2 separate regions of the Homo sapiens genome follow, and region 2 is linked to region 1. A link is a loop called in an ENCODE intact Hi-C map of the cell type or tissue named here. Cell type or tissue: IMR-90. All regions are shown on one strand.

The links. A loop is a pair of places that touch in the nucleus more often than their neighbours do. Peaks named below come from ENCODE experiments on the same cell type or tissue, not always from the same donor. Only the 100,000 strongest peaks of a DNase experiment are listed, where the experiment ranks them.
Region 2: a loop joins it to region 1, with 4 times the contacts of the local background. A loop is called at or near these places in 2 of 110 quality-filtered maps.

The regions. Positions count from the first base shown.
Region 1 is chr2:173,399,489-173,407,488 of GRCh38, reverse strand. No RefSeq gene overlaps it. Among named protein-coding and RNA genes, the nearest start is that of CDCA7, 49 kb to the right of the region's middle. RefSeq lists a silencer at 4,824-4,993. In IMR-90, a CTCF peak has its summit at 4,912 (motif pointing left); a DNase peak (open chromatin) is centred at 4,938; H3K27me3 peaks cover 4,779 bases.
Region 2 is chr2:174,518,915-174,526,914 of GRCh38, reverse strand. It overlaps LOC124906097 (a long non-coding RNA gene), which reads left to right. Exons shown (of 3, transcript XR_007087309.1): 3 at 3,919-5,692. It overlaps LOC124906096 (a long non-coding RNA gene), which reads right to left and starts at 3,498. Exons shown (of 4, transcript XR_007087308.1): 1 at 3,242-3,498. In IMR-90, a CTCF peak has its summit at 4,178 (motif pointing right); no DNase peak of the experiment used is centred here; H3K27me3 peaks cover 2,061 bases.

The DNA of each region.
Region 1 (8,000 bases):
CTCTCCAATTTGAACCACAAAAATACTGAGAGAATGAGGCAGCATTCAGTAGGATCTAAAACTGGCATGGACATTCCATGAGCTAGAGTTGGCTTGTGAGGCGTCAAGGCATGCACGAGTTATGCAGAAGTGGAAATATGAGTAAGATGAGAACGAGGAAACAAGTTAGCAGAGTTGTCAGGTAAAGAAACAATGCACATCCCAGGCATGGACCAGCCACTCAGAAGCAAGTGTCAAGTGGGATAGCTGAGTTAGGTTAGCGACACATGCAAAAGCCACCCTGATTCCTGCTCTTAACATCCAAGAGTTGCTCTGGGCTCTCACTTTTCCTGACCCATTACAGTTTCTCTTCCCCTGGGGCCTGGTTTTGGTTTTTGCTTTTTCAGCTTTAACTAGGTTCTCCCACCTATGTATCCTTACAATAAAACCAACATTATTCGAAGTGATTCAAATGAGCTTAACATGAAAAGCAGCTAAGTGGGATGAGGGAATAATGAATTCAGTACAAGACGTGCTAAGTATGAGGTATGGGACTCCAGGCTGAGTAGGTGTTGGGATATATATGCACCTATAGCAGGGGAGTTGGTAATGCGAATGGCATTTGCAAGGCTTCGATGTAGACAGAACTCGTAGATACAGTAACATGAAGGGGAAAGACAGAAAGATGCTTACAAAAGATGTTTCCTTTGTAAGAGGGGCAGCCAGGGTGGTGGGTGAAGAACCAGGAGGTAGTGGTTGGGGACCAAAGCCACAACCCTAGTCTCATTATGCACCAACCTAGATGCCAGCAACTCTTGCAATGGAACTGCTTGGTCTTCATTACTTCCCCTACCTGCTGAGGAGAGCAGACTAATTTCCTCATTCTCAGCTTTGATTTCCATTTAACTCAATGAACGTTCACCTAGGACTGACTTATGCAAAACACTATGCTATGAGGAATACCAAGGGGTGGGGTGGGGTGGTGATTACATCCCTAGACTCAAGGAAAAGGAGAGACAGACCTACTGTTTCTTGTAAGCTTAACTTGCATCAATCTGGCACCATGTGAGACACATGGTTATCTTGCTTAAACCTCTCAACAACCAAGGCAGAAACTGAATAATCATGGGCTTGAAACAGAGAAAACTTGGCTTCAATCTGAGCATCAGTTAGTGATGGTGAAACCTTGCTCTAAGCTCCATTGCAGAGGGCTGTTTGAGTATTAAATGAGATAATATGAGTACAATTCCTCATACATAGTAAGTGCTGGATACACTGGAGCTGTGATTTATTATAATTATTATTGGTAGTAGTATCCACTTGCTTATGAGGAATAGACCTGGCTTTAGTTTCAGGTGTTCAGACTGACTACTTTTCCACTACATCATATTACAGTCTATGAGAATAAAGGATGTCTACTCCAATAACCACAATTCAAGGCAAAACAGGGCAGGGACAAGTCAGAAGAACTGGTGGGTTCCAGCCCTGCCACCTCTTCTGCACTCACTGTGCAAGTCATCTGATCCCTGCCTCTCCACCACTCCCCTGACTTCACATGGTTGTTTTACAGCTCGACTGACACTGTGCATGAAAGCATTTTGTAGACTGTGAAAACGTGTGCAAAGGTTACAATTTGTTGGGGAAAACCAGCCAAGTTAGGCTTTATGAAACACTTTTGGGTATTCCAGATGAATTTTTCATATAAGTATGCTCTCGGGAGGTGGCCCACTGTAAACACTTACCAGCCCCAAGTTACTTAGGCAAGATGCTTGTGGCAGGGAATACCTAGATCAGACTCCAGGACAGGTGGAGGCAGAGCCTCAGTTGGGGGAGGATGCCAGTAGGAGAGGCGTAGGAAGGACAGAGACAAAGTCCACACCCACGTCGGTAATTTCCCTGCAGGCCTCTCTGAAAAAGCCCAGACACCACAGCTCCACAAATCCTCCCCTGGGCCACCTAGGGTGTTAGTGTCATCTGTGGCTACATCGACTGACTGAAGCCCTCGTAATTAGCCACAAACTAGTAAAACAGAAAGCCAGGAAAAAAGACCACATCAGTGGAAGTTGCCTTTGGAGATGAATTCAGACCACCCAGAAAGCCACTCAGTTCTGCTGAGTTTACCAAATCTTAATGCACAACATGATCAATAACAAATAGTGAGAAGTAAACACCAAATCTGACCCTCTAATTCTGAAACAAACAGAAACCAACTAGAACAAAGAGAGTAGACATTAGGGATAGTTGCCAGGGCACCTACAGCACGGCATACACTATTGGCTGAAAAACACATTGTATTACCTCGAGGTGCAGAGACATGTAGTCTGAAGGATTGTCCAGAGTCTGTTGTTTGTTGATCTGATTTGGTGAATTGTGTTTATAGAAGCACCAAGAGCAAGTAAAAGATTATTAGGACGCAGCCCTTGCTCTCTTGAAGCTTACATCTTAGACATTTATTTGAAACCACAGCAACCAAGAAGTATATAATGACTGCTCAATTGTGTAACCCCAACTATAACAATTTAGAATTTGGCAGATATTAGTGAAGCCTGGAAATATCAGGGAAGCCTCCATAGAGGAGCCAGAACTTAGCTGCAGCTTGGAAAAGAGGACTTTCCACTTGATGGGAATAAATACCTGGCACATAGTAGGTGCTCAATCAATGTTTGTTGGATAAACATTGCTGAGAAAGTGCATGCAGCTGGGCATGAGCAAGGTGGTTGGGTGGCCGGTCATGCCATACTGCAAAGCCACACTGCCTTATCTTCCTTCTGATGCATCTGATCAACACCCCCAAGGAAAGGCAGTTAAGGTGATTCTGTTTCCTTTTGCCATTTCTATTCTCAAGTGAAGGAGAGGTAGAGATCTGGGGGGAAAGAAGAAACGCCCTTTTAGCACAGAGGACCTGATCACCCTCGCCACTGTCCTTTATAGCAATTTAGAAATAAACCTTCAGGTGTACACTTTACAACTTGGACCATGCCATTAATGTCAGTCCCAACTATAATACCACCGTCATGCACTCTGGCTCCTGCTATTCCTCAGAAAAGACTGTAAATCCTTGCAATCTGTAGAATCCCCATTAAAGCTCTGAATAAATGTCCTCAACAATTAAAATTCATTCATTACATGAATTTTTTTAAACTCGCAGTCTTGCATATAAATAGCAAAGGGAATGCTGCATGCAGCTAGTCCATAGATTAAGCAAAGCAGACAGATAAAGATATACAAGTAGCCACAGGACTGGTGTGAATTGTGATTTATAAGCCAAATAGGAAGAGAGGGGAATAGTGTCTCCTCTGGTCATAAGATTTTGTTCATTTTGTCTATTTGTAGACAAAAGTCTACAACCTACTTTCAACATAAATGTGTGATCCATTTCTGTCTCCAGGAGCACAAATTTTAGGTATATTCGGACATCCATCCTTCCCCTTTCAGCCAGGAGCCATGCAGATGTGTAGGAATGGAGGAGTCATCATTTTACAGAAGAGGAAACTGAGGTTCAGAGAGGCTACGTGATGTCAAAAATCATAGCTGCAGGCCTGGCGCAGTGGCTCACGCCTGTAATCCAAGCACTTTGGGAGGCTGAGGGGGGCGGATCACCTGAGGTCAGGAGTTCGAGACCAGCCTGGCCAACATGGTGAAACCCCATCTCTACTAAAAATACAAAAATTAGCCAGGTGTGGTGGTGGGTTCTTATAATGCCAGCTACTCAGGAGGCTGAGGCAGGAGAATCGCTTGAGCCTGGGAAGCGGACGTTGCAGTGAGCCGAGATTGCACTACTGCACTCTAGCCTGGGCAACAAGAGCGAAATACCATCTTAAAAAAAGAATCATAGCAGACGTTAGGATCAGAACCGATCTACAGGAATGCAGAAGTTTCTTCACCCCTAGAACTTTGCTCTTTTATGCATACTCAGTATTTCTCAAGGTATGCTCCACAAGACACAAGTGCCTAGAACATAGGTGCTTTGTGGAAAGGAAAAGACAAAATGTCATGGTCGTCATGGTCAGATAAGTTTTGGAAGTGCTGGATCAGACAAATTTAAGTGGGCTTTTTCATTTGTTTGTTTGGACTGTAGAACTTATAGGACTTGTAACAAGATTTCTTTCCACAAAAGTTGGGGGAGTGGGGAATGCACAGATAGTGCCTACAGGCTTTCTCAGACTCTGACATCAGAACACTTTTTACCGCATGAAATAAATACCTGGGAGCCCCTTAGGGTCCAGCAACCTTTCACACAACGTAGCTTAGAAAATGCTGTGCCGAGCCCCTCTTTCTCAGCTATTTCATGGGCTGGAATGGCATTTGTCCACATTTTGTGGGGCTTCCTTGTCTCTCTGCAGATGCTTCTGAGCCAAGTCCAGAAGACGTGGGAAGTGGGGTCTCTTGGCACTGATGTAGCTACAGCACGAAGGTATTGTGTTTCTCCTTCCTAGGCACCCAAAGTGAGAGCAGCAGGGCGCAGCAGTGCCCAGAGCTGACTGATGGCATCAGGAAATCTAGCTCATCCCAACCACAGGCAGTTTTTAAAATTGGGGTTGTGGCTCCCCCTGCTAAAGGTATCCTCACAGGATGTCATATCAGAGCTCAGCCCCCGAGTGAGAAACAGTTATGCCTAGGGGTATGGAAGGGAAAAAGAGGAGGAAACGGGGGCTTTAATTTCCATCCCTGACTTTTTCCCGGCTGCCTTTGTAAGACTTTGGTCACCTGCTCCTAAAATGCCTCTTCAGCTGTGTTTCTACAGAGGTGTTAACTGCTTTCCTCACCGGGGACTGTGCAAAGGGAGACCTCTGTTTCTGGTTCAGCGACATTACCCACGGACCTTGTTACCAACCTTGGCGACCAGAGAACGCTGATCTCCAAAGGTCTAGACCCGGTGAAACAGCGTTCGGTGGCCACTGACCGGTTTCCAGAGTCAGAGCTCCCCCTGCTGGAATCCAAAGCACGTCGTAACCCTGTCTGGACGTATTTTATTCCACAAGACCGTGCAGCCCTGATTGAGTGAACTTTCCACCAGCCACTTTATCCTCATACACAGGCATTTTCCGAGGAGGACTTGAGCCGACATCAGTGTTTGGCCATTCGCGGTTCTCGCTTCCCCTTGGTTATTTCCCCTTCGCTGAAATATATTCTAGTTTTCCCAGCCCAGATCTAATTGGACTCCTCCGGGCTGGGAATTTAGGTTTGGGAGATTTCCCAAATTAAACCATGAAGTTTATCACTAATATAATTACATTTCTCAAATACCAGACCTTTTGCATTGCTCATCTAGATGGGGGAAAGGAAGAAAGGAAAAAGTGAGGAAGGGAGGGAGAGAGGGAGGGAGGGAGGGAGGGAAGGAAGAAAGGAGGGAAGGAGGGAAGGAGGAACAGTGAGTCCTGCTTTTCTATCATGGGATAATAACATGTCTAAAAAAAGTGTTTCCCTTAATTGGGACCCAGGGGACGGAGAGTAGAAAAATACCTCCAGAAAGTCCCCCTTCGGAGTGGGGTCTAGAGCACAGATGTTGGGAATCAGGTTTCACTCTGCTCCAACAGCTCAGCCTTTCCATGCCATAAGGACCCTGCGCTGTCTGCCGAGGAAAACAACGAACAGTAAACCTTTGCTCATTTCTAGCTTCATCTTCAGAGACCGGATTCTCCAGAATTCCTGTGGCTGAGTAATTCCATGTCCCTTGATTTGGGGAATTCCTCCTAGGTAAAGCTTTAACAGACACCATTCTATTTGAAATCGCAAGTACTGTGCATCTTTTCATTTGCTAAAGGAGAAGAAGAAGGGAAAGAAGGAAGGAGTAGAACCCAGTCAGTGTGAAATGTGTATCTCTCCTGTGGGACAGCGGCAAGGTTTTCTGCTGGTTTTCTAGATCAAACGAGGACTCCTTATGAACTACTGGCACAGAATTTCGAGGCTCTTTATGACTTAGAATTAGGGAGCATGTTGGCTGTGTTTTCCTCCTCCAAAGGTGGAATGTGTGGCCATTTTGGGGCACCTTGAAAATAAAAAATGGAAAGATACCAAATGCAAAAGCCTAAATAAAGGCATACCTCCTTCAACTCAGTAAATAATTATTCAGATTTACAAAAATGAATAAATAAGGGAGCAAATCTTCATTTTACAGAAGTATGCATACACCATGAGATTCCTTTACATTCCAAGTTCCCCTGATGCATAAAACATATGACTAGATTTACAAAAACTTGATTTACACAATTTTTTAGGAAAACAACTTTGCAGAAAGATTAGGTATGATTAGATGCTAGAAGAGCTCTTCTCTCAAGGGAAAACAAATGAGCTTAGCTAACGGGAGATGGTGGAGTTAATAACCAAAAAATTCTTCATGCCATTTGAAAGAGTTGATTTCAATATTGTGAAGTTCTTAAAGATTTCTTAGGCAACTCCAAATGACTGCTTACAGGCATGGGAACAGAACTCCTGGAAGGGACTGCAGCAGGAAATGGGCAGTGTTCAACCCTTTCTGAACTCAAGGGTTCCAGAAGAGAGCCCGTGAGGCCAAATGTGTCAGCTAGGAAATGATAGGGTCTGCCCCCTGTAGGGCAAAGGGAACCTGTACGTTGTCCTTGAAGGACTGACATATTCCTCTCTCCTTCTAAACGCCAGTCCTTCCACTTCTATGAGGATAAATACTGGAGAAAGGAGAGAAGAGGAGGGGAGGGGAAGGAGAAAGGGAGGAGAGGGAAACCTGTGTGGCACTGAGGGCGTTTGGCTGAAGCTAAAAGAAGAAACCTAATTCTAAGTGAATACATTTGTTCCAGAGAGGTCTAAGAAGACTCTCGGAGCCTTGCAGCCTGGAGCTGGATTTTCCTCTGAAGCCCTGCCATGCAAAGGGCAAACAAATGACCATGTAGATGATGCAAATGAGGGTTTCTCATGTATTTCTCCCTGAATGATCGAAGACGCTTCACTTTAAAATTCATACTCAGAATAATTAGCCATTCTAACCTTTAAAAAAAAAAGAGTTCACATGCATACTCTTTTCTAATAAATAAATACTGCCCTGCACCATTTTGAAATGTCTAGGAATTTCCGTCATATTGTGGTCTAATCTCTGATTTGCTTTTAGCCTTCTGATCTGCAGGAGAATCGGAGCTATGCGAATCCACATCCAGGTTCCTTTCTCACCCTTTTATTCTCCCACGGCAGCATTTGGAGATAGCTGGAGAAGGAGGTGTTCTCTTTCTCTCCCCTCTCTCTCTCATAGACGCAAAGCCACAACAATGTTGAAAATCTGTGCAGACGTCCACTTCTGTTAGCTTCCATTTCTGTGCATGCTACAGTATTTGTTTATGATTTTGCACCCGTTCTGGTGATGCAGCACATTTACAGCTCATGAATATTTGATACTGAATTAAACAATTTGTCATTCTATTACATAAAGAGCACAATTTAGTTCAGAGCAAACCATTTGAAAGAGAACTCATTATTATGATACCACGATTTTATTTTATTTTATTGTAGTGTTTTGATTGTTAAATAGACAATACATGTCTTTCTCTCTCTCTTTTAATTTTTTTTTTTGTCTAAAAGATGAAACCCTGCCTTTTACTTTGCAAACTACATTACTTATTTTCATTTAAATAAGGGAAAGTATTTTTCTAAAATATTAAATTGTTTAACATGCGCCCCTTTAGAAAAAAAAGGACCATGTTTGTATTTAACAACAATTCAGCTAAAAGACAGTTCAGAGACTCATCAGCAGCCCAGTTCGCTTGTTTGTCAATGAAGGATCTGTGATCGTGTTCTGTGCAAGTTGTTTTAATAATATGGATTCGTCTAAATGAATCTACGCAGGCACAGACACATTAGAAATGTTGGGTCTTTACCAACATAATCATTGGTTTGTGCATCTGATCAGGGCATCTACTGGGAGCAATGATGAAAATAACTAGGGTTTTGTTAGGAGAGCTAGACAGGCTACTGGTTCTTCTGCTCCCCACTCTGTTTTGTGGTGTTCTCTATCCCAGATTTCCAGAGCTGACCTTGGGGCAGGGATGAAATACTGC
Region 2 (8,000 bases), 1.1 Mb before region 1:
CTATTCCATTCTGTTTATCTACTGTCTATTAGATCACTTTCAATGATGATATAAAGGCTCATATGGACCTGAAAAAGGTTTCTTTCCACAGCATTATTTTTTTCTACTAGTCTATGTTGTGGAGCTGGTTACTCTATACAATAATACATTTAGTAAAGATTTAATACTACGGTAATATAGAAAATGTTTTTGGTTTTGAATTTTTGTAAATTAAGGGAACTACCACTTTGCCTTTTTTTTTTTATTTTTTATTTTTTTGAGACAGAGTCTTGCTCTGTCACCCAGGCTGGAGTGCAGTGGCGTGATCTCTGCTCACTACAACCTCCACCTCCCGGGTTCAAGTGATTCTCCTGCCTCAGCCTCCTGAGTAGCTGGGGTTACAGGTGCCTGCCACCACACCCTGCTAATTTTTGTATTTTTAGTAGAGACGGGGTTTCACCATGTTGGTAAGGCTGGTGTCGAACTCCTGACCTCATGACCCACCTGCCTCAGCCTCCCAAAGTGCTGGGATTACAGGCGTGAGCCACCATGCCCGGCCCCCCTTTGCCTTTTACACTGATATCAAATATTCCTTCCCCCTTCCAAAGTTTCCTTAAGGGCATCTAAACAATACATGTTGCAAATAATACTGAAAAGGTACCATGTTGTGAATAGTGCTCAGGTATCCTAAATAAAACATCTTGTAAAACCAACACTTAGTTTGAGAAGTCACAATGCTGAAGCAACTGGTATCTCTGTGGAGATGTAACTAGGACAAGACCTTAAACTTTTTTTTGTGTTGAAGACTCTAGCAGAATAGACTTTTATTTGTCCATTATGCAAATAGGAAAAAGGAGAGAAAGCCAATCCTCTTTTTGATTTGACTGAGAAACCCTGTTAATGTTTATATCACTGGGAACATAGGCATCAACTACATTATCACCAAGGCAACAAACCAACAAGTAAGACTATGAGCCAGAATTACTAATGTTGTTGAAGGTCATGCTTACGCTATATGGCAACAATTTCTAAAATTTCTAGCATCTACAGGACTTCTTTGTTCAATAATAATTTCAATGATAAATTTACTTAAAACAGAAAAAGTGGGTAGAAGTTGGGAATATTTGTGCAAGACTTTATATCACACTGGAAATAAGACTGATGTCTTGTGAGAGTTCACATTTAACATCTTACCTCATCAGATTCTTTTACAAAGTTTTAAGCTATGAAACGATCTCTTTCTCTCCCTCTCTCTAGTTGCTATGGAGAAGAAATATCTTTTTCACCTCTTTATTAGACATTTTTTTAAATTATGAAGTTCTGTATTTTCAGAGCCAGACTCTGATATGTCATTAGTTAGCACTAAAAGCACAGTGTGACCTGTGAGTCTCAATTTTAGAAATGGGAAATGGGTTGTTAGGATTTAACTTGACAGCAGTGCAATTGGAACAATTTATCTTCCATGTTACAAAGAACAAGAGTCAGACTGACATTGGACTTCTCATCAGCAACACTGTGCTATGGTTTGAATGTGTCCCCTCCAAAATTCAGATGTTAGATTAAACCTTGTTGGTCAATGTGATACTCTTAAGAGGTGGGGTTTTTAAGAGGTGGTTAGACCATGAGGGCTTCTCCCTCACAAATGGGATGAAGGCCGTTATAAAACAGGCTTCAGGCAGCTTTCAGCTCTCTTGCCCTTCTGTCTTCTGCCATGAGAGGACACAGCGTTCCTTCCCACTGGAGGATGCAGCAATAAGAGTCATCTTGGAAACAGAGGACAGCCCTCACCAGACAACTGAACCTGCCAGCACCCTGACTGTGGACTTCCAGCCTTTAGAACTGTGAGAAAGTACATTTCTGTTCTTTATAAATTACCCAGTCTATGATATTTTGTTATAACAGCACAATCGGACTAAGACAAAAAGGTACTAAAACACAACGAGGAAATAGCTACTGTTATTGGTAACATGATTATGAACTGCAATAGTGTGGCCAGGCAAGCACAATTAAGTGTGAAGGTGGAATAAAGACACTTTTCCACACATGCAAGGACTTGAAGCAATTACCTCCCATGTGCCCATTTTTGGGAAATTGCTTAAAAATATTCTGCAGCAAAACAAGGAGAAAATGAAGAAAGGGGAAGACCAGTGATCCAGAAAACAGTGAAACAAACCCAAAAAACAGGAAAGGGAAGTTGCAATGTGACTTGCTATGAGGCAAGATGAAAGAGTAACCAGTAGAGATTGGAGGAGAAGGTGACGCCGCAGGAGGAAAGTCACCAGTGAAAAAAGTGTACATGGAGGAGGGGAATGGTTTTAAGTAATAAAATGAAGTAACTGAAAAAAGGTTGAATATATTATAAAGGCAAATGACACAAGAGGTGCAAAAAAAAAAAAAAAGGCAGCTAGAAATACCACAAGAAAAAAAAAAAACCATTGGCCAGAAGTGGTGGCTCACGTCTGTAATCCCAGCACTTTGGGAGGCCAAGGTGGGCAGATCACTTGAGGTCAGGAGTTTGAAACCATCCTGGCCAACATGGCGAAACCCCGTCTCTACTAAAAAAATTCAAAAATTAGCTGGGCATGATGGCGGGCACCTGTGGTCTCAGCTACTCAGGAGACTGAGGTGGGGGAACTGCTTGAACCCATGAGGTGGAGGTTGCAGTGAGCTGAGATTGTGCCACTGCACTGCAGTCTGGGCAACAGAGGGAGACTCCATCTCAAGAGAAAAGAAAAAACAAAACAAAACAAAAACATAATTTTTTAAAAAGGAAATGAAAGCATAATGTGCCCCCTTGCTTCCAATGTAAAGAGAGACCTGCTCTCTAGGAGTAAAAATTTAGTGTTGCAGTGTAATGGCTCATCAAATTGAATAAAGTCTGTGTAGATTAGGAAAGATCTTCAAAATTAGGCTCTGAGATGTGTACCCGTGGTCTGAGAAGCACCAGAGAGCCACAACTTGTTCTTAAGGAAGAGAATGAAAAGTTAAAGGCAGCATTTTAGGCAAGGTAGCCTGGCAGTAGGAGAGGAAGGAGGCCAAGTGGTATGTCTGTTGCCATTTTCCAGGTATGAGGTGGAGGAGTAAACCCACAATAGGGAAGGAAAAAACAAATCAGGAAGGCATTCCAAAGGAGGATGCTATAGGACCCAAGTACCAGGATTGGATAGAGGAGAGGGGATGGTTCCAAAGTTTTCTGGTCTGTGAACCAGGAAAATGGTGAAAGCTTTTATCTAGTATTGCTGTTTGATCATTGTACACATACTTTTCAGCCTCATTCTTGTCCTCCTCCTTCTTCTTTTCCTCTTCCTCTTCACAGGTTAATTTTAGGCTCCTTGAAGGCAGAGCCTAAAGCCTGAGTGTGTTTTATTGACAACCAGCTCTGAGGCCTACCACCATAGGCACTCAGCTGATGCGTGTGGTTGATGGTGGTGGTGGTGATGATGATGTCACAGTGCTTTATAGATGGGGAAAATGGGGAAGAGGAGTCATTTGGGGCATAATGATGATGGGGCCGGGTGCAGTGGCTCACACCTGTAATCCCAGCACTTTGGGAGGCTGAGGCAGGTGGAACACCTGAGGTCAGGAGTTCAAGACCAGCCTGGCCAACATGGTGAAACCCCGTCCCTACAAAAATACAAAAATTAGCCGGGCATGGTGGTGGGCACCTGTAATCCCAGCTACTCAGGAGGCTGAGGCGGGAGAATTGCTTAAACCCGGGAGGTGGAGGTTGCAGTGAGCCAAGATTGCGCAACTGCACTCCAGCCTGGGTGACAGAGCGAGACTCAGTCTCAAAAAATAATAATAATGATGATGATGATGATGGAAATCAAACTTAGTAAGATGCCAACTCCTACTGGGAGATGGAAAAAATACTTTTTGAAATAATTACTGCTACTTCTTGTTTAATGAAATTCCTTATTTTATGTTTCCTTTCTTTAGCATCCTTTACTTAATGCCATGTCTACCTATGTAGAATTAAAACCAAGCAGTATTGGGAGGTCTGAGCACAGTCAAGGAAACTCACTTCCAAATTCTTCTTTCAACATATGTTTTGGCTGAAAACAAATGCACTCATTTTTAGGAAGCAGAACTACTTAAGCAAGATCCAGCCTACGAGCATGGGTGTTCTACATCTTGTTTTGTTCCTATTTCTGAAGACCAAAAAAAAAAAGCATTATTTTCAAAGGAAGCACTAGGTGGCACTTGTGATGTATTCCACAGTTGCCTCCGATCCTTTTTGAAAAAGGTTTGATAGAAAAAAAAATGCAATAAATATTAAAATGGGAAAATCGTCATTACAATAATGAAGATCAGCATGATTGTGTTTACTATGTTACTATGTATGAGCAATATCTTTATGCAGTATTTGCATTTAAAATCTGAGCTTTGCTTTCTTGATAAAAACTGCAAGACGGGAACTGACATTTCTATAACATGTGAAAACCCCACATCGCTAAAATAATAAGTAAAAATGTAATGCCTGGTTTGCAAAAAGATTGACTATAAATCTTCTTTTAAATAGTTTCTGTCTTCCATTTAGAGTGTTTGAATTTGTAAAAACAGATAACAGAATAAATTTTTCAAGGTCCATCTATTGTGAAAAGCAAAATTTAAAAAATCATAACTTGAAATAAGGCACTGCAGCTTCCAGGTTTTGACTAATATTAACCAAAAAAAACAAAAGAAAGAGAAAGAAAGAGAGATGAAGATTAAAGCAGATATCTCAGGGTTTTTACCATCTTTAAAGTAATAACGTAAAGACTTTAAGCAAATGTATTCTTTTCTGTTATTCAGTTAGTTCCCATTTGGCAACTGCTTAATTATCTCATGGTCCCATTTCAATGTCGAGAGATTGCAAGCTTTTAACAGAAATTCAGGTTGAGAAGGAACTATGAAAAATAGAAAATATTGTTGCCAAATACCATGGCAACAACTGTAGCCTGCAGACCTTTTCACGATACTGCATCTTTCCCCTACCTATTGTCTAGCCTTGGCAGTAACCATTTTTATGGATTAGGTTCTCTTGTGGCTTCATCTCACTTTTCTACCTCTTATTCTTCCTTTGTTTCATTTTTGTTCCTTATTTTAAATGTTTTTTTTCTTGCCATACCTCTGTAGGATAATTTAACACAATGAAATCCTTTTGGAACAAGCTGGGTTATAAATAAATTAATAATAATGCTAATGTACTGTCTTGTAATTGCACTAATGTGTGGGTTTGGATGAAATTGACATTTTGAAGGTAGTATCTCATATAGTAGTAAACTCAGCATGTCAGAACTCAGAGCTAAATATGCAAAACAGCGACAGTGCTGAAAAAAATCTTGGATCTCGGTGTAATAGTTGAATGTCTTTGGATGCAAATGATGGAAATGGATTCTGACTAACAGAAGCAAAAAGAGACTTTTAACAGGGTGCTAGCTAGGAACTCAGGATAGATGGGAGGCTGGAGAGCCAAATCAGGACACAAGACAGGAATGAAGGCAATTCCTGGAGTCCAGGCAGCATGAACAACTGAAGGATCTTATCTGGGTGCTGCTCCTCCAGTATATGTGTTCCAATATTTTCCCATTCCTTATGCGCCTCCACTCAAGATGAAAAGTTCCAAGAGTACAGTCTGCTTGATGTTTGCTGGGCATTCACAGATTTATAGTACTAAAAATATGTGAGACCAGGTGCAGTGGCTCATGCCTGTAATCCCAGCACTTTGGGAGGCCAAGGCAAGAGAATCACTTGAGTCCAGGAATTCGAGACCAGCCTGGGCAACATAGTGAGACAGTGTCTCTACAGATAAATAAATAAATAAGTTAGCCAGGCGTGGTGGTGCACATCTGTAGTACCAGCTACTTGGGAGGCTAAGGTGGGAGGATTGCTTGAGCCAGGGAGTTCAAAACTGCATACAGTGAGTGGTGATCGCACCACTGTACTCCAGTCTGAGTGACTGACAGAGATCTTCTCTCTCTAAAAAAAAAAGGAAATTTAGTATGGAATGAAAGCTCTCTTGAAAGTTTGCCAAAACATAAAATAGCATACATTTGGGAAAAGAAGTTATCCCAGGAGTCCAGTTGTCTTACTTTGGGTCACATGTAGCTCCTTGGTTGCAGAGAGGAGATGAGAAATATTGAGTTACATTCCGATCAAGACTGTCCTCCAACTGGAAGATGCAATAGGAAATTGGGGTACTCCTGGGAAGGGTGCTCTTGGTTGCTGGCCACCGAAAAAACAACGTATGTGCATTACATTACAGCAAGAGTAGATTGTAAGTTTCTGTGTTGTATTCTAAAGCTCTAGCGTGGGGCAAGTAGTGTCTCTGAAAAGTGCATATCCATGCAGAACCTCAGAATGCAACTTTGTATAGAAATAGAGTTACTGCTGATGTTATTAGTTAAGGATCAAGACGAGACCTCACTGGATTAGAGTGGACCGTAAATCTAATGATTGTCTTTATAAGAGTCAAAACAGCAAGCACAGAGACACACAGAGAAGCAAGTGATGTGAAGACGGAGGCAGAGATTGGAGCAATGCACCCACCAGGCAAGGAACACCAAGGATTGCCGGGTCGCCAAAAGCTAAGAAAGAGGCATGAGGAGGTTTCTCCCTCGGAGCTTCTAGGAGGAACTAAGCTTACCCACACTTTGATTTGGGACTTCTGGCCTCCTGAATGGTGACAGAATACATTTCTGTTGTTTTAAGCTACTCATTTTGTGCCACTTGGTTATAGCAGCCATTGGAACCTAATGCAACCCCTAAGAGCAGATTTTTTGGCAAAACCCTAAGAAGTAAAACCATGAGAATAAGCACATGGTAAATGCATTTTTGTGACTGTGAATACAAATGCATTTTTGTGACAGTGAACCTAATGCAACCCCTAAGAGCAGATTCTTTGGCAAAACCCTAAGAAGTGAAACCATGAGAATAGGCACATGGCAAATGCATTTTGTGACAGTGAATACATTTTGTGACAGTGTATTCCTTTTTATTTCAAAAGAGAATAAATCTATGAATGGTTTAGTTCATTTATGCCACAAAGAGCTATTGAGTCCCTCTTATGTGCTGGGACATTCTAGGACCTGGAAATACAGGGGTGAACCAATGGGACAGACTCACTAATCTCAGAGGGCTTGTACTCAGAGGGTTAACAGTAAACAAGACATATTGGGGTTGAGATCAGAGCCAAGAGGAGAGCAAAGCCGGATGATGTGACCTAACATGATGGACAGGAAGTGGGGAGCCCGTTCAGATTGGTGGTCAGGCAAGGAGAAGAGAGCTGAGACCCAATAATCATGAGGAGTCAGACATTCTTGAGCTGAGGGAAGGGCATTCCAGGCAGAGGGAGCAGAGAGAAACTGCAGCAGAGGGACCATTGACAAGCAGAAGGAGATAAACTGGAAGATGTAGGCAGAGACAGTTCATGACTTACTTTCTAAGACACATCACAGAAGTGGAGAATCTTTTTTTTTTTTTAAGACGAAGTCTCGTTCTTGTCCCCCAGGCTGGAATGCGATGGCGCCATCTCGGCTCACTGCAACTTCCGCCTCCCGAGTTCAAGTGATTCTCCTGCCTCAGCCTCCCGAGTAGCTGGGACTACAGGCATGCACCAGCACGCCCGGCTAATTTTTGTGTTTTTAGTAGCGATGGGGTTTCACCATGTTAGCCAGGCTGGTCTCAAATTCCTGACCTCAGGTGATCCGCCCGCCTCAGCGTCCCAAAGCGCTGGGATTACAGGTGTGAGCCACCGCACCCGGTAGAGAATCTTAAGCAGGAGAGTAACACCTGCTGATTTAAACATTTAGTGGGTCCACCTGCTACGTGGGAAAAAACTGCAGTGGGGCAAAGCGGGTAGGGTGCATCTGGGAGGCTAGCACAGGCCAGATGAGAGTAAATGGGGCTCAGAATCAAGTAGTTAGTGAGCTGGAGAGAAGTGGGCTAATTCTAGATATGTGTGAGGTAGAGTTTGACAGGACTAGTAATTATTAGTTAAGTGCCTTTTCTTGGTCCACCGTTACTTGAAATTCTATAAG